2 separate regions of the Homo sapiens genome follow, and region 1 is linked to region 2. The links are chromatin loops, found by intact Hi-C in ENCODE. Cell type or tissue: gastrocnemius medialis. All regions are shown on one strand. Links, peaks and the distances in the headings refer to the core of each region. The heading gives the core; the rest is flanking DNA. Region 1 overlaps LOC124907827 (a long non-coding RNA gene). Region 2 overlaps DYSF (dysferlin).

Region 1 (8,328 bases), core at 243-8,242, 59 kb before region 2:
GTCAGGGATCTGTGGGCTCTGCTCTGCCTTGTGGGCAACGGTAAGCCACTGACAGTTTCGAGCAAGGCAGTAACATAACATCCCCATACAAAGAGAGGCCCTGGCATAGAGGGGGTGGGGCATCTGTGGCTAGCTGTGGCTGAGGACCTAGTGGCTGGCTTCCCCGGGGCCTGGCCTGGCCTTTGCCTGCCCTGGGCCCAGGGCGGGGCTGGGGGAGCCGGCTGGCTGTCTCCAGATGATTAAGGAACTGGCAGCAGCTCCGTGGTCCAGGGAGGCTCCAGCCAGCAATGCAGTCTTCCCTCTTTTCTTTTTGGCACCAGGCGGGCCTATTGATGTTTATCAGCCCGTGTTTATTATTCTTAACGCTGTTCAGGATGTTCCTCCCGGCTGGGGAGAGTGAGGCAGGCCAGGGAGAGAGCCTGGGGCCGGGACCTTGGCCTCGCTGCCACCCAGGGTGTGTGTCAGAGCTGGAAGGCTCACAGCTCAGCCAGCTCAGCAGCCTCATTGACAGATAAAGAAGTTGAGGCCACAGAATGGGAGTGATTTGCCCAAGATCACAAGCAAATTAGGTGCAGGGGATTCTCTGCAAAGAGAACTTAGAGAGCTTGAACTCAGCTCTCTCAGTTCCTATGGCCCCTGAGCAGTGTCTGGTGTTTGGTTCAACACTTACGGCGTGCCTGTTACGTGGGCGTGCTCTGGAAGACCAGGTAGGAGTTACCCAGAGGATGAAGGCTGAAATGGGGGTAGGAAGTTGGTAGAAAGGGCAGAGAAAACAGCCTGGGCAAGAACTGGGAATATGTAGATCCTTCCAGAGTTGGATATATCTAAAAAACAGGGTGAAGATGGGCCGAGGCAGAAAACATGGCTGGAAAAACCAGTAGTACCGACTTTTTTCCAAACTGGAGAACCCCCTGAGAGCCCTCGCTGTTCAGGTGCAGTGTGCAGAGGCAATGCGACCAGCCTGCTTCCTTCCTCGAGCATTATTTATACTCAAGCTCATGGCTGCTGCCTCAAATCCCACCTCTAGAACTGTATTTCTCAAACACTCATTCCCCTACTTATGCAATTGACCCCTACTAGGATAGGAGAAAAGATGGACTGGTGGTTGTATCTGCTCACTGGGAGACTGCGTGTCTCCCTCCAGAGTAACTGTTTGATGGGTATTTTAGCTCATTTGTGCTGCTAAAACAGAATACCTGAGACTGGAACATTTATAAAGAACAGAAATGTATTTCTCACAGTTCTGAAGGCTGCACAGTCTGAGATCAAGGTGTCAGCATCTTGGTAAGACCTTCTTGCTGTGTCCTTACATGGCACAAGGCAGAAGAAGTGAACCCACATGCACTTCATATAGCAGCATGACTCCATTGGTAAGAGTGATGCCCTCATGACCTAAACAACTCCCATTAGGCCCCACCTCTTAATACTGTTACAATGGCAACTGAATTCCAACATGAGTTTTGAGGGGAATAAACATTCAAGCCCATTCAAGCAATGGGCAGTGGCAGCAGCTTAGGCTGAGACCTGGCTCAGGAGGGTCATGGTGGGGAGGTAATGTCCCTCTGGAACCTAAGGCTGAAGATTCCATGCCAAGGGCTACAGCCCAAGACATCAGCCTGAATAACCCCTCTAGGTTGAATCTAAGCCTCCCGGTCTCTCCCACCCTACAGAGGATGAGGCCTTCCACTCCCTGAGCTAAATATGGTGACACTTCAGCCCCAGCATTAATCGAGGTCCCAGGACTAGGGGGACATTCTTCCAGCTTCTGTCCCTCCTCTTCTCCCAGTCCACCTTCTCCCAGGTTCCCAGTGAACTTTCCCAGAGTTTATCTCCTCCAGGAAGTCCTCCCAAAGTGGATCCTCTTGATGCTGAAAACTTAAGTGGTGAAGACTCAAGAGTCAAGCACAGAGTTTGCCTCATATTTATCCAAACTTGTCTCTCTTCTGTTTATGGCCTTTAGCCGGGTGTGCTCTCCCTCCCTGATCAGTGAGCACCCTTAGCCCCACTGAGATGGATGAGCCTGTAGTAATTCCACTCTGGGTCCTTCTCAGCCCTTTCTGAGCCTGCGAGAAGTTGAAACAGGATCAGCGATGCACCTGGATGACCTGCTGACTTGAATAAGTCCCAAGAAGGTGATTCTAAGCCCTGGGATTCTGAGACCCAAACCTGTTATCACCAAGGCTGAGGTCTCTTTGTCCCTGCAATAGATTCTATGCCCCACATACTAGATGGGAGGCAGATAACTATCTGCAAAAATAAACAATAAACAGAACTGGAAAACAGTGAGGCTGGCAATACCTGGAGAGAGAGTTTGTAGGCAACACTGGCTGAATGAGAGGGAGCTTGAGCAGCCCAGGGCTCCTGAACATCAGGAGGAGGGGCAGTGGCAAGAGGAGACAGCTGAGGGAACTGCCGAGCATGAAAGGCTCACTAGTGAGCATGGACTGGGAGTCAGGAACCTGGGATTCTAGGGCTGCCTCTCACCAACACGGGGGACTGCAGGTCGAGCCCTTGCCTCCAAGGACCTCATCAGTACAGTGAAGATGTTGGTCCAAAGCACTCCTGTGACGCTTCTCAGGTCTGAGTGTCGCGATTTCATTCTGCTTCAATGCTCATGCTCTGTGATTGCAGTGCACATGGAAACACACCTGGGGGGATGCATTTCCAGCCTCGATATCTCAGAACCAGGACCCTGGAAACACAATAAATGTTCCTGACCTTCCTGCAGTGTCTGAAATGCCCAGCATAGATCAGGGTAGAAGAGTGAAGTTTCCCTAACAGCTGAGGTAGCAAAGATCAAACAGCTGACCCACGCACAGAGCTTCCATTAGTCCTCTGTGTGTAAGGCCAGTCATTAGTTAGGGCCAGAAGAAGGCAATGAAAATAGGGCACAGTTCAGAGCAGGGAAGCAGATGCAGCACACATTCCTGTCTGTGCCAAGAGCTGTCATGCAGGCAGGATTGATTCATCACTTCATTCATCTCTTCAGCCATTCATATCATTCACTCCTTGAGCTCTCCCCAGCTGTCATTTGCAGGCCAGGTTCTGTGCAGCCAGGAAGGATTAGATGAGTAAGATGGCCCCTGCCTGAAGGAGTGCATGGCCAGGGTGGGGACACAGATGAGTACGAGCAGTTAGGGGCCACCAAGGCTTCGGGAGGCTAAGGGAAGTGTCTGCATGGGCAGGGACTCTGAGGAAGGAGCATGCAGAAGGAGGCGCCAGCCCCTGGCCTTGAGCCGTGAACAAGAGAGAAGGAATAGCACCACCAGGCCTGCATTTGGGGTCTGAAGAGAGTGGACTTGAGCCAGAAGATCAGGGGAGGCCACCAAAGGGTTGGGAGTGCAATGTGCTCAGACCTATGCTATCGGGTGAAGGATGTCAGTGTCCTGAGCCAGGGCAGGGGTGGCAGGGGTGGGAGGGGTGGCAGGGGTGGGAGGGGTGGGGACCAAGGAAGAGAAGTTGGGGAGAGCAAAGGTCATTGCTGCAGGAAGTAGGGGTGATGTGGGGTATCAACCTAGACACACATTTTTCTGGCCTGAACAACTAGGGAGGTGGTGTTGACCACACACGAGTGGGTTTAGGGGGAGATGATGAGTTCAGCCTTCTCAGAACCACACACAGTTGTATTTTCTTCAAGCACAAAGGTTTTATCAACAGTCCACACGATTTATTGTTCCATCCATCTGCATCTATTATCCTTTAGATTCTGAGTCCTTTATAATCAGAGACAGAGAAGAGCACAGAGACAAGGGGAACAACCCAGAGGGAGAGACCAGCAGAGCCAACTTTTCTCTTCTCTTCTCTTTCCTTCTTCCCTTAGACCATGCCGCTCATGGCTGTGAGCTCATCCCATGGGCTTGCACGGTCCTGAGTCTACTCCCCCACCTCATTCTGACAGCGGTCCTGGAAGGTTTGTGAAATGGAGGCCTCAGGAGGAGTCGTAACTCGTCAGAGGTCACACTTCTCAGGCACTAAACGTTTCCTGATGTCAGTGGGGCCACCGAGACAGGCGGTTCTGCCTCCCCTGGTCGCCATCAAAAGTATCAGGGGCAGGGGATGGTGGAGTGGCCCCCAGGGCCTGGGAAACAGCAAGACTCCTCCTGGCCCATGGAACTGGGTGGCCAGGGGATGCCTCTGGTGGATGTAGCAGGGGTCTCCTCCCCACATGAAAGTTTGAGAATATGAAAAAAATGTCAGGTCTGAATTCCTGTGGAAGGGCCTCCTGACCTTCTCTACTGTGGTGTGGTTTGAGTTTCCTGGAAACCAAGCCCCCGACTAATGGTTCCACTCTCTTTTCTAATAAATACGTGGCCCTGGGCCCGGCTCCCTTCTCTGCTTTGTCATGAGGGACCCGTTATTTATGACTTGGAGATGAGTCACAGGCCTTGGCAAGGAGTTCACTGCTCTGGGCTCAGTGTATTTTTCCACTCAGTAGCAAGCGAAGGAGGGCGCTTGTAAATTCTCCTGTCGAAACGACTCCGTAGGTGTCTTCACAGGGATGCTCCTCCTAGCTTGGCCATAAATCTATTCCCTGTTGGACATTCCTGGTGGTCTTTCGTTGCTGCCCAGGAGAGTGGGTGGGGGCTCTTATGGACTCTGGACTCAGCTCCCATCCCAGCTCACAGGCCACACAAACAAAACTGCCATATCTTCTTTGGGGATTTTTCCAAGATACCTTGGGGCACAGTGAGTTGGGGAGATGGAGGGGTCAGGTCAGTGAGTCCTAGAGAAGAAAAAGGGTGGAACATGAGAAAAAAAGGCAACACGATATAGGGGCTTCTAGAACTCCCCATGACCCACAGAGCCCAGTCTGCATTCCCCAACTGGGCACTCCTGACTCTCTGTGTTAGGGCCAACCCTCACCTAGCCCAGGACTGTCCTGGACACCCTGTGTTTACTCCCTGCTTTGCTCCAGATCTTCTTCACACCTAAAATACCCTTCCCTCCCTCCCATCCACTCTCAGAGCCTCTACTCAAGGACTATGCTGTTATTCATCAGGCAGTGTTGTAGATAATTTCTTATTTCCTACTCATTTGTCTTATTTCCTCAAGTAGATTATGAGCTCCCGAGCAGGAAATCTCATGTCTCTTTTCATCAACTACATGATGACCACGGACTTTGGGGTGGGGGATTAGGGAAGAGGTGTCAAGAACTGTGAAGGAGCTCAGATTCTGTCCTTCTTGCAAGCCAGCAAGCTAGCTGCCACTGTTTCATGGATGCTGGCAGAAGACACAAGACTCCTGGGTCAGAGACAAAGGATAGTTCATTACTCACAAAAATAAGCAGTAACCAGAGAATCAACATTGGCACCAGTCCCGTGAATCCTAATTCCTACAGGGTAATGTAAAGAAGGCCAGGTGATGCCTGCACACACAGTGGGTTGCATTACAGGAGAGAAGGGATCTCTAGCTTAGGCATCCTGAATCTTTTATAATAGGCATAATAATGCCTAAATTTTGATCCAGAGGAAGGCCTTGTCTTTATTATATTGGATAGTAAACAAAGGTGTCCTTTGCTCCAGAGGGAGATACCTTTATCTTCTCAAACTATTAACTAAGCAAACAACCTTGAAAAGGTAGTCAGGAATAAAAGGAGCCTGTGCTTTTCCTGGCAAGATGTGCAGAAACATGACAGACCCATGGAAAACTGTCTCCCACAGGGCACTTCATTAATTTTTTTTATTCATCTCATAATGACCATCTCCAGCATTATCCAAAAACCTTGTCATAGCACACCAGCACAGTGATTCCTAACTCTGGATTGCACATCAGACTCTTGGTGAGGTTTAGGGCAAGGGTGGAGGATGTACCTTATTTGTAAAATCATATTGCAGCAAGCTCTCTTGGTCCCCTGTCCAAAGCCCCTCAATACTTCCTCCACAGACCAAAGACTGCCTGCTATACAAACCTGTGACTCTGCTTGTGCATGGGACAAGCCAGAACACTGGAGAATTAATGCTCCCAGAGGTAGCCCTCAGAAAAAGAAAGATGGGAAGATGGAAGATAAATATCCCAGCTTCCTTCCTCCTGGCTTGGAAAACTCTGTCTTCCATAGTTTCCCATAGATGGAGCCCCAGTTGCCCACATTGATAGCTACTTGATAATACTCCTTTTATCGGCTTCTTCTCTTCTTTGTCTCTCTTCTTCCCTCCCCCCGGTGCTTTGGGGGTTACTTTCCTGCTTGCATTTAAATCCTTGTCTCAGTGACTATTTCTAGGGATCCCACCTAAGATACTTAACTAGCATCATGATGCGCTATGTTTGAAAATGGATTTTACATTTCAGTCTTTAATCCATATTGAGTTGATTTTTGTATATGGTGTAAGGAAGAGGTACAGGTTCAATTTTCTGCATATGGCTAGCGAGTGTTTTCAGCACCATTTATTAAATAGGGAATCCTCTCCCCATTACTTGTTTTTGTCAGGTTTGTCGAAGATCAGATGGTTGTAGGTGTGAAGTCTTATTTCTGAGATCTCTATTCTGTTCCATTGGTCTATATGTCTGTTTTTGTACCAATAGCATGCTGTTTTGGTTACCGTACCTTTGTCGTATAGTTTGAAGTCAGGTAGTATGATGCCTCCATCTTTGTTCTTTCTGCTTAGGATTGTCTTGGCTACTCAGGCTCTTTTTTGCTTCCATATGAATTTTTAAATACTTTTTTTCTAATTCCGTGAAGAATGTCAATGGTCATTTAATGTGAATATCATTGAATCTATAAATTGCTTTAGGCAGTATGGCCATTTTCACTATATTGATTCTTCCTATCCATGAGCATGAAATGTTTTTCCATTTGTTTGTGTCATCTCTGATTTCCTTGAGCAGTGCTTTGTAGTTCTCTTTGAAAAGGTCCTTCATTTCCCTTGTTAGCTGTGTGCTTAGGTGTGTGTGTGGCAATTATGAATGGGAGTTCATTCATGATTTGGCTCTCGGCTTGCATGTTGTTGGTGTATAGGAATGCCAGTGATTTCTGCACATTGATTTTGTATCCTGAGACTTTGCTGAAGTTGTTTATCAGCTTAAGAAACTTTTGGGCTGAGACAATGGGATTTTCTAAATATAGGATCATGTAATCTACAAACAAAGATAGTTTGATTTCCTTTCTTCCTGTGTGAATACCATTTATTTCTTTCTCACCTGGTTGCCCTGGCCAGAACTTCCAATACTATGTTGAATAGGAGTGGTGACAGATGGCATCCTTGCCTTATGCCTATTTTCAAGGGGAATGCTTCCAGCTTTTGCCCATTCAGTATGATATTGGCTGTGGGTTTGTCATATATGGCTTTTATTATTTTGAGGTCTGTTCCTTCAATACCTAGTTTATTGGGAGTTTTTAATATGAAGGGATGTTGAATTTTACCAAAGGCCTTTTTTGCATCTATTGAAATAATCATGTGGTTTTTGTCTTTAGTTCTGTTTATGTGATGAATCAAAACCCTAGAAGAAAATCCAAGCAATACCATTCAGGACATAGGCACAGGAAAGATTTCATGATGAAAATGCCAAAAGCAATTGCAACAAAGCAAAAATTGACAAATAGGATCGAATTTAACTAAAGAGCTTCTTCATAGCAAAAGAAACTATCATCAGAGTGAACAGACAACCTACAGAATGGGATAAAAATTTTGCAATCTATCCATCTGACAAAGGTCTAACATCAAACAATTTACAAAAAAAAAACCATTAAAAAGTGGGCAAAGGATATGAACAAATACTTCTCAAAAGAAGACATTCATATGGTCAACGAACATATGAAAAAAAGCTCAACATCACTGATCGTTAGAGAAATGCAGTTAAATACCACAATGAGATACCATCTCACACTAGTCAGAATGGCTATTATCAAAAAGTCAAAAACCAACAGATGCTAGCAAGGTTGTACAGAAAAAAAGAATGCTTTTACACTGTTGGGAGTGTAAATTAGGTCAACCATTGTGGAAGACAGTGTGGCGATTCCTCAAAGACCTAGAGGCAGAAATACCATTTGACCCAGGAATCCCATTACCAGGTATATACTCAAAGGAATATAAATTATCCTATTATAAAGATACATGCACCCTTATGTTCATTGCAGCACTACTCAAAATAGAAAAGACATGGAATCAACCTAAATGCCCATCAATGCAGATTGGATAGAGAAAATGTGGTACATATGTATCATGGAATATTATGCAGCCATAAAAAGGAACAAGATCATGTCCTTTGCAAGGACATGGATGGAGCTGGAAGCCATTATCTTCAGCAAACTAATATAGGAACAGAAAACCAAATACTGGATGTTCTTACTTATAAGTGGGAGCTGAGTGATGAGAACACATGAACACTTCAAGG
Region 2 (8,328 bases), core at 259-8,258:
TAGCCGCCGGGCCAGTCCGATGCTCCACTCAAATGGTATCCCTTCTTGAGAGAGTCTCCTGCCCCTTCCTTCCCCAGGGCAGTGGGCACTCCTTCTTTGATACTCCCAAAAGGGAACAATTTCCCCACCGTGCTGGGAGCTATGGAAGGCAAAGAGTCACATGCAACTCATCCTCAGACCTTGCTCTAGGCCTGCCACATAGAGCATCTCAAGGCGCGTTTGCTGGGGATGGTGTCCCCTTGCCATCCATTCCTCATCCCCCTCTGAGTTTTTCTTAGTGGTCTATGTGGTCTCAGAGAGCAGCTTCAAGCCCAGCACGATGAATGGAGCCAGCTTTAAACTGAAGCCAACCTTGAGAACACAAACTCTCAATGATCTCACATTGAGGAGCTGGATCAGCCTTTACCTGAAACCAATCATCTGGGTGTTTCATTTCTGTAAAGCCATTGAATTCCCTTTCGTAGCTTGAGTGGGGTTTTCCATTACCTGCAACCCAGAGAATCAAGAATAAAGTGAAGGAAGAAATGAAAAAATGAGCACAATGACCCCTAAAGCTCTTTTAATCCAGCTGATAGTTGCATGGTATTCATTCATTTCCTCTTGCCTTTCCGCCCTGGAAGACAAAACAGACCTTCTTTCCAAAGCAAACCCCCTCCTCTCCTTCTCCAGAAACTGATTCCATGAATTACCTCATACTCTTTCTTGTGTCTTTGATCTTTCCCTAACAAGTGGCTTCCTCCTTCCTCCCTTCAAATATTCTCAGGTTTTCCCTCTCCTAAAAATCTCGCTCGGGGCCTCCTGAAGTGGTGGCCCCACCCCTTCCTTCCTCTCCCTCTAGCCCTCCCTAAAGGCCAGCCTCCTCTCACTGCCTCCCCACAGGCATGCTTAGTGTGCTCAGTGAAGGCTCAGCACCAGACTGACCTTCCCAGAAAAGCTCTGACCCCAGTCCCTGCTGTGTCCTACGTGCGGCGTGGCCCCTGGCTCTAGGGTTCAGGTGTCAGGGTCTCAGGACTCATAGCCACCTCTAGCCTGAAGCTCTCCTGAAGTAAGAAGCACCCTGCTTTCAAGGTGTAGCTCCCTCACCCAGGCAGGTTCCAGACATCAACCCTGTCCCAACCACCCCCAGTCCTGCCAATCAGTGAAGAGCCAAGGAGGACTGGGCCAGGATGCAGGGTCACCGTGGAAAACCGGGGACACCCGCTGGGTAACGGGAGTGGAGGCTGCCAGCTCTGTGCTCACAGAGTTCAGCCCCTCAGGCGAGAGATGCAGGAGACTCTTGGAAACGTGATGTTTTCAAGCGCTTGGCTTTCTCTCCAAGTATGTTCCTGCTGCTTCTGTAGATTAAGCCTGATTCCTGCAGGAAATGTCAAACCAATGGCTACAACTAAGCTTTAGACCACAAGAAAAAGGTGTCTTTGTCCAGATCGGATTCTTAAAGCAGAGAGAGGAAGCAGAGAGAGAGAATCGCAAGAAATCCCAGGATTCTATGGGAATAGGCCAAAGCCAGAGGTACAGTGGCCTCCCTGCCTAGGGGATTTCTGGCCGAACCCTCCCCACTGGAGTTCCCTTTCTATAAAATGGAACCTCTTCCCTAGCATGGTCAAAGAAACCAGAAGATACAGGTAGCTGCCCTCCTAGGCAAAGGGCAGCCTGGGAGACGGGGGGGGTGCCCGAGTAAGGAGAAGGCAGGGGGAAAGGGGAAAGTCCTGGATTGGAGAGGAGGCAGAGGAGGCCGGGGCTAAGGCAAACCAGACACCAAGCCCCAAGCCCACCCCACCCCCAACCAGTCTTGTGAAAGAAGAAGCAGTTCCACGGGCCCCACCCACTGCTTCTCAGCTGCCTCTCCCTCCAGAAGGCTGGGCTGGAAGCAGCACCCATACCCCGTCCACCCTCCCCGCCCACCCAGGCATATCCCCCTTCACAGTCACTCCCTGTTCAGGTACTGTAGAGATACACACACTGACACTGCTGTGTGGTTCCAACTGTTTTATACTGAAATATGTCTGAGCTGATCCAAAAAAGCGTTGGGTTGGGGGAGAAGGAAATGATGGAAGTGGGGTGATCTCAGAGCTCCATGTTAGCAACTCTGGGAGTGTGGGCCGGTCCATCTGTCTGTCTGCCCACCCTGGCAGGACAATCAGGCCTAGGAGGTCTGGAGGAGCTCGCCGAGCTGGGCGGAGGAGGCAGGCCAGTCCCATGCTGGAGGGGACCCCACGGCCCCTTCTACAGGGCAGGAGAGTCCTCAGCTGAAGGGCTTCACCAGCTTCATGGCAGCATAGTTCTGGAGGGAGGGAGGAGACAGGGACCCATGGTGATCCCACTGGGGCAGGCACAGCCAGAGCAGCTGTCCCAGACCTGGGGCTCAGAGGATGGGGCTAAGCTGCCAACAGGCAAGAGGCTGGGAGAGGACGCTCGTGGCTCTTCAACCACCTGCCCACGCCTCGCCCTCACCACTTGCCATCCATACCATGTGGGGCTCAACACTCCGCCCTGCCTAGTGCTCCAGCCCATCAGGCAAACCCATACCCTCCGAAACTCCACCCGCACCCTCCCACCTGGGGGCCAAAGCTGCCCAAATTGCTCTGTCTTCTCCCCCATCAAGCCAGGCCCATTTCCAGGTTCCAGCTGACTGCCCAGAGGACTCTGAGCACCCTGGACCTGGCCTCTTCCATCAGACAGGTGCTGAAGGTGGGGCCCAGGGTCCTCCCCCACATGGCAGCCCAGGGCTTACGGGTCATCACACCCCTGTCCAGAAAGCAGAGAGAGAGTTGGGGATGGGCTGTCGTGGATGACCCACGGCACAGCCCAGCACTAGAGACAGGGCACCCTTGATTGAGCCCTGCCTGCTGCAGGATTGACAGTATCCTCCCCTCCCCACTTCTCCCCCCAAAAACCATGAAAACACATACAACACAATACAGGGCTCCTAATTGGGACAGTATGTTCCCCAGCGCCGGCTGGGGAAAGCCAACTCTGGAAACAGAGCCGGCCCTCCTTCCCCGCCAAACGCCTCCTGCCTCCCCACGCTGGCCCTGCTCCCGGCTGGCTCTGAGGGGGAAGCTGAGAGGAATCAGACAGGCTGCCCCCTCATACCCCTCCCAAGGGAATTTCCAAGAGGGTAGGGGATTAGGCCAACTGGAGGAAGCTGCCCTGTCCTTGGGCCCCTCTCCACTAGGCCCTGGCTTGGGGCAGGCAGCCTCTGTCCCATGGCCTGAAAGCCAGGTGAGGGTCACCAGGGCCCGGCCCTCATCATCTGGTACTGGCCAAATGAATGAGTGACTTGGGTGGAAGGAGGCAGGATGTGCTCAGCTTGTAGCAAAGACCTGTGAGCAAAGCCAGTCTGCAGCCTCAGGCCCAGGCCACCCCCTTCATCCCTAGACCCCTTACCTAGGATCTGACATCCCCACACCAGCCCTGGGAGAGGGGAAGCAGGGTCCATATTTTAAAGAGGACAACTTCCAGAAGAACTCAAAGGAGAGTGGCCCGCTGCTGGGGGGACAGGAGACAGGGAGGAGCTCTGACCAGGCCCCCCACAGTACCACTCTGCTTCTGCCCACAGCGATGAGGAAGGACCACAGGCTGGAAGTGACTGGAAATCTTTCCTTCCTCTCCCAGCCAGGCAGCAGGGCCTCCTTCCCCAGGCCCCTGGAGGCCTAGATCTGCTGCCCAGTAGCCTAGCAGTGCAGGGTGCAGCTGGCAGGGGCTGGGCTTAGGCATGTCATGGGTGGTGGTGATGCCACTTTGGACCTGCCTTTCCCCTCCCCTTGGCTTTTCAGAAGGAGGCTTGGCTTAATATACAGCAGCCAGGGAAGATGACAGTGCTCCCCTAAGCACAGTCCCAGCCACAGAAGGCCAGAGCTAACCTAGTGCAGCCCCTTCCTCATGTGAGCAGGAGGGATTTGCCAAGGTCACAGGAAGAGTCCATAATCCTGACTCCAGCGACAGAGCTCTGTCACATCCAACAGGGTTTCTCCAACCATCATGTGCCTACATGCAGATTCCCCCTCAGCAGGCCGGGGCCGGCCGGGGACTCTGAGTTTCTAGTGAGTTCCCTGGTGCTACTGCTGCTAGTCCTCCGACTACACCAAGGGCGAGGGTCTGCAGCAGCTCTTCTCTTCCTAAACTCCCACGGCCTGAGCCTCCCAAAAGAGCATTTGATCATCCACAGTACTTTTCCTTACTCTCTGGTTTCAATGTCTCCCCAGGGAAGTGAGCACTCCCCAGTGGCATGAGGCCTCATCCTCTTCTCCCTCATCCCCAAAACACGCCCTTACCTCCCAGACGCACACACGTGCTTAGAGTCTCTGTGGCTAACTGAACACTGGCCAGCTGGGCTCCGAATGGGAGGAGGAGCTTGAGGCAGGCTGGGAAGGGTGCCCCCTGGGCAGGAGACACCAGGCAGAAGTCCTGGGGCCTGACCCCGGATCTCAGGTCACAGCAACAGCTCATGCTGCAGGACACCACACGTGCACACACTCTTCCACAGTCCTGTATCTCAGCTTATATTTGTAATCTCGTCTCCCTTGGCTTAAAGAGGCCTCCCACATCGTACACACCTCGAGTCCCTGCAACCTAGATCTACCCTGGACCACAGTCAGATTTTGCTGATGGACAAACCTCAGAACCTCAGAAACATTTCTCCATTGCGCCTCAGGTGACCACAGCCAGCTTAGCAGGCCTGGCCTGTAGGCAGACCCTTCACCACCCTGGTTCTAGACTCTCCTTAGTCACTATGGCCCAGATGGTAGCTGGTCCGGACATCCAAACCAGACATCCTTTCCCCAGCTCCTCTCAGTTCAGCTGTTAGAACTGCATGGAAAGCTGTGTGGTTATAACTCTCTTCCTCTCTGAGATGCATTCTGCAGACATGGGCATAGCCAGCTGCAGTGGGATGGAGGGGCTCTTGCCCTTTCCTCCTCCTGGAGGACTCACAGAGCAAAGAGCTCACCTGGGGGCAGTTCCCCAAGCAGCCTGTCTGCCATGGGATCAATGCTCTGGGCCAGTGGCCTGGTGCTGACCAGGACTGAGGCCTGAAGTGGGAATCACAGTGAGCCCTGGATTGGGAGTGTGCATGGAATACTGTGCAGCCTACGGCCAGGCCCTTTCCTTCTCTGGGTGTTTGCGTCTTTGCCACCAACATAAGGTCCTCAAGGGGTGGATTACACCATTCTCTCCACTTTTATATAGGGTTGGAGTTTTCATATTAAAAAGATTTCTTTTAAATTTTAAAGAGCATTAGAAATCAGGTGTCAGCCTGAGAATGCTGCAACCCCTTCAAGGTCTAAAGTATCAGAGACACTGGGGGAGGCTCCCTGGTGATCCGGGTTCCCTGATGAGCTGTGCGGGCTGGGGAAGCACAGGCAGGGACCTTCCTCCCCCAGGCAGGGCCCCACAGAGCAAGGGCACGACAGCCACCTCTGGTATGGCCCCACAAGCTCATCAATTGGCTTCTTACCAAGTGAAAGGAAACCCAAATGGGCACCGAGCCAAGTAAGGGCTCCTGGGCCAGCCTCCCGCTCCCCGACAGCTTCCCTATGCCCACCTGCTGCAGGAGGCAGGACACACTCTATTGAGTGCCTCAGGTGGACCCTGAGATGCTCTCCCAGCCCCAGCTCCTCCCTTCCTCTGGATTTGCAACTGCTGTTAAGACAAAGGGACCTTCTCTGCTCTGCCATCAACATCTCACCTTCCTTTCAGACCCAGTTCCACACCTCCCTTCCAGAAAGTCCCCCTGCCCACCGCAACCCAAAGGGCCTCATCTTCTCCTAACCCCTTCATTACAAATTCTAGGGGCTTGCTGAGGACAGCTTTGTCTCACCATGAAGGGCAAGAACTCAGTTTCTCTCACTGGACTAAGAGCCTCCAAGGGTAGAACTTTGTACACCTACCAGATTGGAGACTCCCCAGAGCTGGGCTCTGTATCCTCATCAGACCAGGGGCTCTCCAAGGACAGAGGTTACTTCTCTCCATTAGACTGGGAGAGCTCTTTGAGGACAATGATGAACTCCCCCATTAGACCCAGAGTTCCCCCACCACAGTGTCGTCAGGCCTGCTCACCGGGAAGGCGTAGATGAAGATGGCCAGGAACAGCAGCAGGATGAAGAGGATGATGAAGAGGATGATGGCCCACCGGAAACGCCGCCACAGGATGAACTTCATGGTCTTGTATGGGGAGGTAAACCACAGGAAGGAGGTGTCGGGGCGCCTGGAAGCGAGATCCCGGAGGTCAACTGGGCATCCTTTACTAGGGCTGCTTTCTCCAAACTCTTCTCTCAACAGCAGGTCCAATGGCCTGGCCCTCCACAGTCCACCCCCAGCGCCTGCCCAGGCCCTGTCCCTAAACTAGCCCTTTGCACCTTGCATTCCCTCTCCCCCAAGCCCTTGCTACAGTATCACCCCCACCTGTGCTGCCCTCCTCTTCTGGGTGCTGCCAAGCCCTAAGCATCCTCAGTGGCCCAGTTTCTCTGCCATCCTCTCCAGGACACCTTCCTTGGTGCCCTCACCCATTCCTGACCCAGGACTTAATCACAAACTGCAGATTTAGGAGCTGGGCAGTGCTTCAAAGTGCTCTCCAGCCCACCGAGCCCCAGATAAGCCAAGACACCTGCCCAGATGCACATGGCTAGTCCATGCTCAGGGAACAACGGTGGGAAGAGAACATAGGAAGCTGGTTCTCTCACAACCAAGAATCTCAAAACCTTTCCCTAGGCCAGCTCCACATCTCAAAATACGTGGAGGATTCTGGGTCTCCATCATGGCCCCGTTAACATCAGATTGCACACTGGTGTCTCACGGGTCTCTCTTTTCTTCCTGTGCAGATCCCAGCATCCTTAGGCAAGGGTGCCTCTCACTGCTCTGCCAGCCCCATGGCACTCAGGCACACGGTGCTAATCACAGCATGGTGACTAACTGAGCCATCTATGCTAAATCCAACTTGAGCCAAGTAGGCTGGTGGGGCGGGATCCAGCAAACACATTCCTGAGCCCCCACAGCCATCTTTCAGTGACTCTGCCCCTGTAACTGCCTTCACAGCATCTACATCCATTGGCTTGGTCTATCTCCCCAAGAGGTCTGTGATGTAGGGAAGACAGGGATTGGGCTCCCCATTTCACAGATGGAAAAATGAAGGCTGAAAAACCATTTGAAAGTCACACTGGCACCATAGGAGAGCCACCGAAGGCAGCTTGGTAGGGTCAAGACCTTGATCGGGCTCTGGAGCCAATCAGACCAGGTGAGAGCATTTCTGCTTCACCACTGTCCTAGCTGGAATGCCCTTATTTAACTTTGCTGAGATTGTTCCTCATCTGTAAAATGGGGATAATAACAACTACCCTGCAGGGAAGGTTCCATAGCACAATGTACACATGCATAGGATAGCATGCTTGGCACACAACCAACAGGTACCCAATAGCACCTGCATCTTGAATTCGCTGAGCCCAGTGTTCTCTGGACAGATGCCCATCACCTTCCCCCTAACTTACTGTGTGGCCTTGGATGAGTCGTGCCCCTCTCTGAGCCACGTGGGCTTTGTGACTTCTACATGGCCATGCAATGGGATGCCTCCTGGACTGTGGCCTATACCCCCAGACCTGTGGGCATTGGGGCTCAGGGGCTGGGCACTGACCTTGGGTCCTCAAGCTTAGGGTTCATGTTGGGCTCATCCCGGCCCTGGCCAGCAGGCCGCTCCTCATGCTCACTCTCTGCTACAATCTCCAAGGTCATTTCCAGCTTGCCCTGAGGGGACAGAGAGCACTTGGTTAGGGGCACGAAGGCTCTGCTCAGTGGCCTGGAGAGTAACCAGGCCAGAAAAAACATAAGGGCCACTTCATTATTTAAAAAAAAAGATGTAGGGTTTCTGAACATAAAAGCAGCACCTGCTCTTTGTAAAACATTTGGAAACTTCAGAAATGTATAAAGAAGGGAGACTGCCACCCCTACTTCCACTACATGGAGACAAGCACTGTTAACATTTGCATGCATCATAGCTGATTTTCTCTGCAAGCTTATGAAATGTCACACTGTGCATATACAGTTCCATAGATGGCTTTTTTCACTTCGGAATATATTTCACTATGTAGTTGTCTATTCTTTAAAGTTCGGTTTTTAATGACTGCCAAACATTGTATGGGATGGTTGACCATAATTATTTAGTAAACTACTTATTTTGGTTCATTTAGGTTGTTTCCAACTCTTTGATAGGGTAAATAATGCTGCAACAAATATCCCAGAACCTAGACTTTTAAAATTTATTGGGTTATTTATTTAGAAGGATTTTAGAAGTCGGATGACAGAGTCCGAGGGCATAAATATTGTTAAATCTGTTACTAT

What was found. Hi-C counts contacts between places; a loop is a spot of excess contacts. Peaks named below come from ENCODE experiments on the same cell type or tissue, not always from the same donor. Only the 100,000 strongest peaks of a DNase experiment are listed, where the experiment ranks them.
Region 1: it touches region 2 in a loop (3-fold over the local background); 2 of 110 quality-filtered maps call a loop at or near these places.

The regions. Positions count from the first base shown.
Region 1 is chr2:71,739,099-71,747,426 of GRCh38, reverse strand. It overlaps LOC124907827 (a long non-coding RNA gene), which reads right to left. Exons shown (of 2, transcript XR_007086966.1): 2 at 3,646-4,723. Among named protein-coding and RNA genes, the nearest start is that of DYSF, 280 kb to the right of the region's middle. In gastrocnemius medialis, for the core only: no CTCF peak of the experiment used is centred there; DNase peaks (open chromatin) are centred at 3,006 and 4,386; H3K27ac peaks cover 3,275 bases.
Region 2 is chr2:71,680,407-71,688,734 of GRCh38, reverse strand. It overlaps DYSF (dysferlin), which reads right to left. Exons shown (of 56, transcript NM_001130987.2): 54 at 7,625-7,734; 55 at 6,058-6,205; 56 at 1,972-2,281. The coding sequence ends at 2,243. Among named protein-coding and RNA genes, the nearest start is that of DYSF, 220 kb to the right of the region's middle. In gastrocnemius medialis, for the core only: no CTCF peak of the experiment used is centred there; DNase peaks (open chromatin) are centred at 2,374, 3,004, 3,114, 4,354 and 5 weaker places; H3K27ac peaks cover 4,877 bases.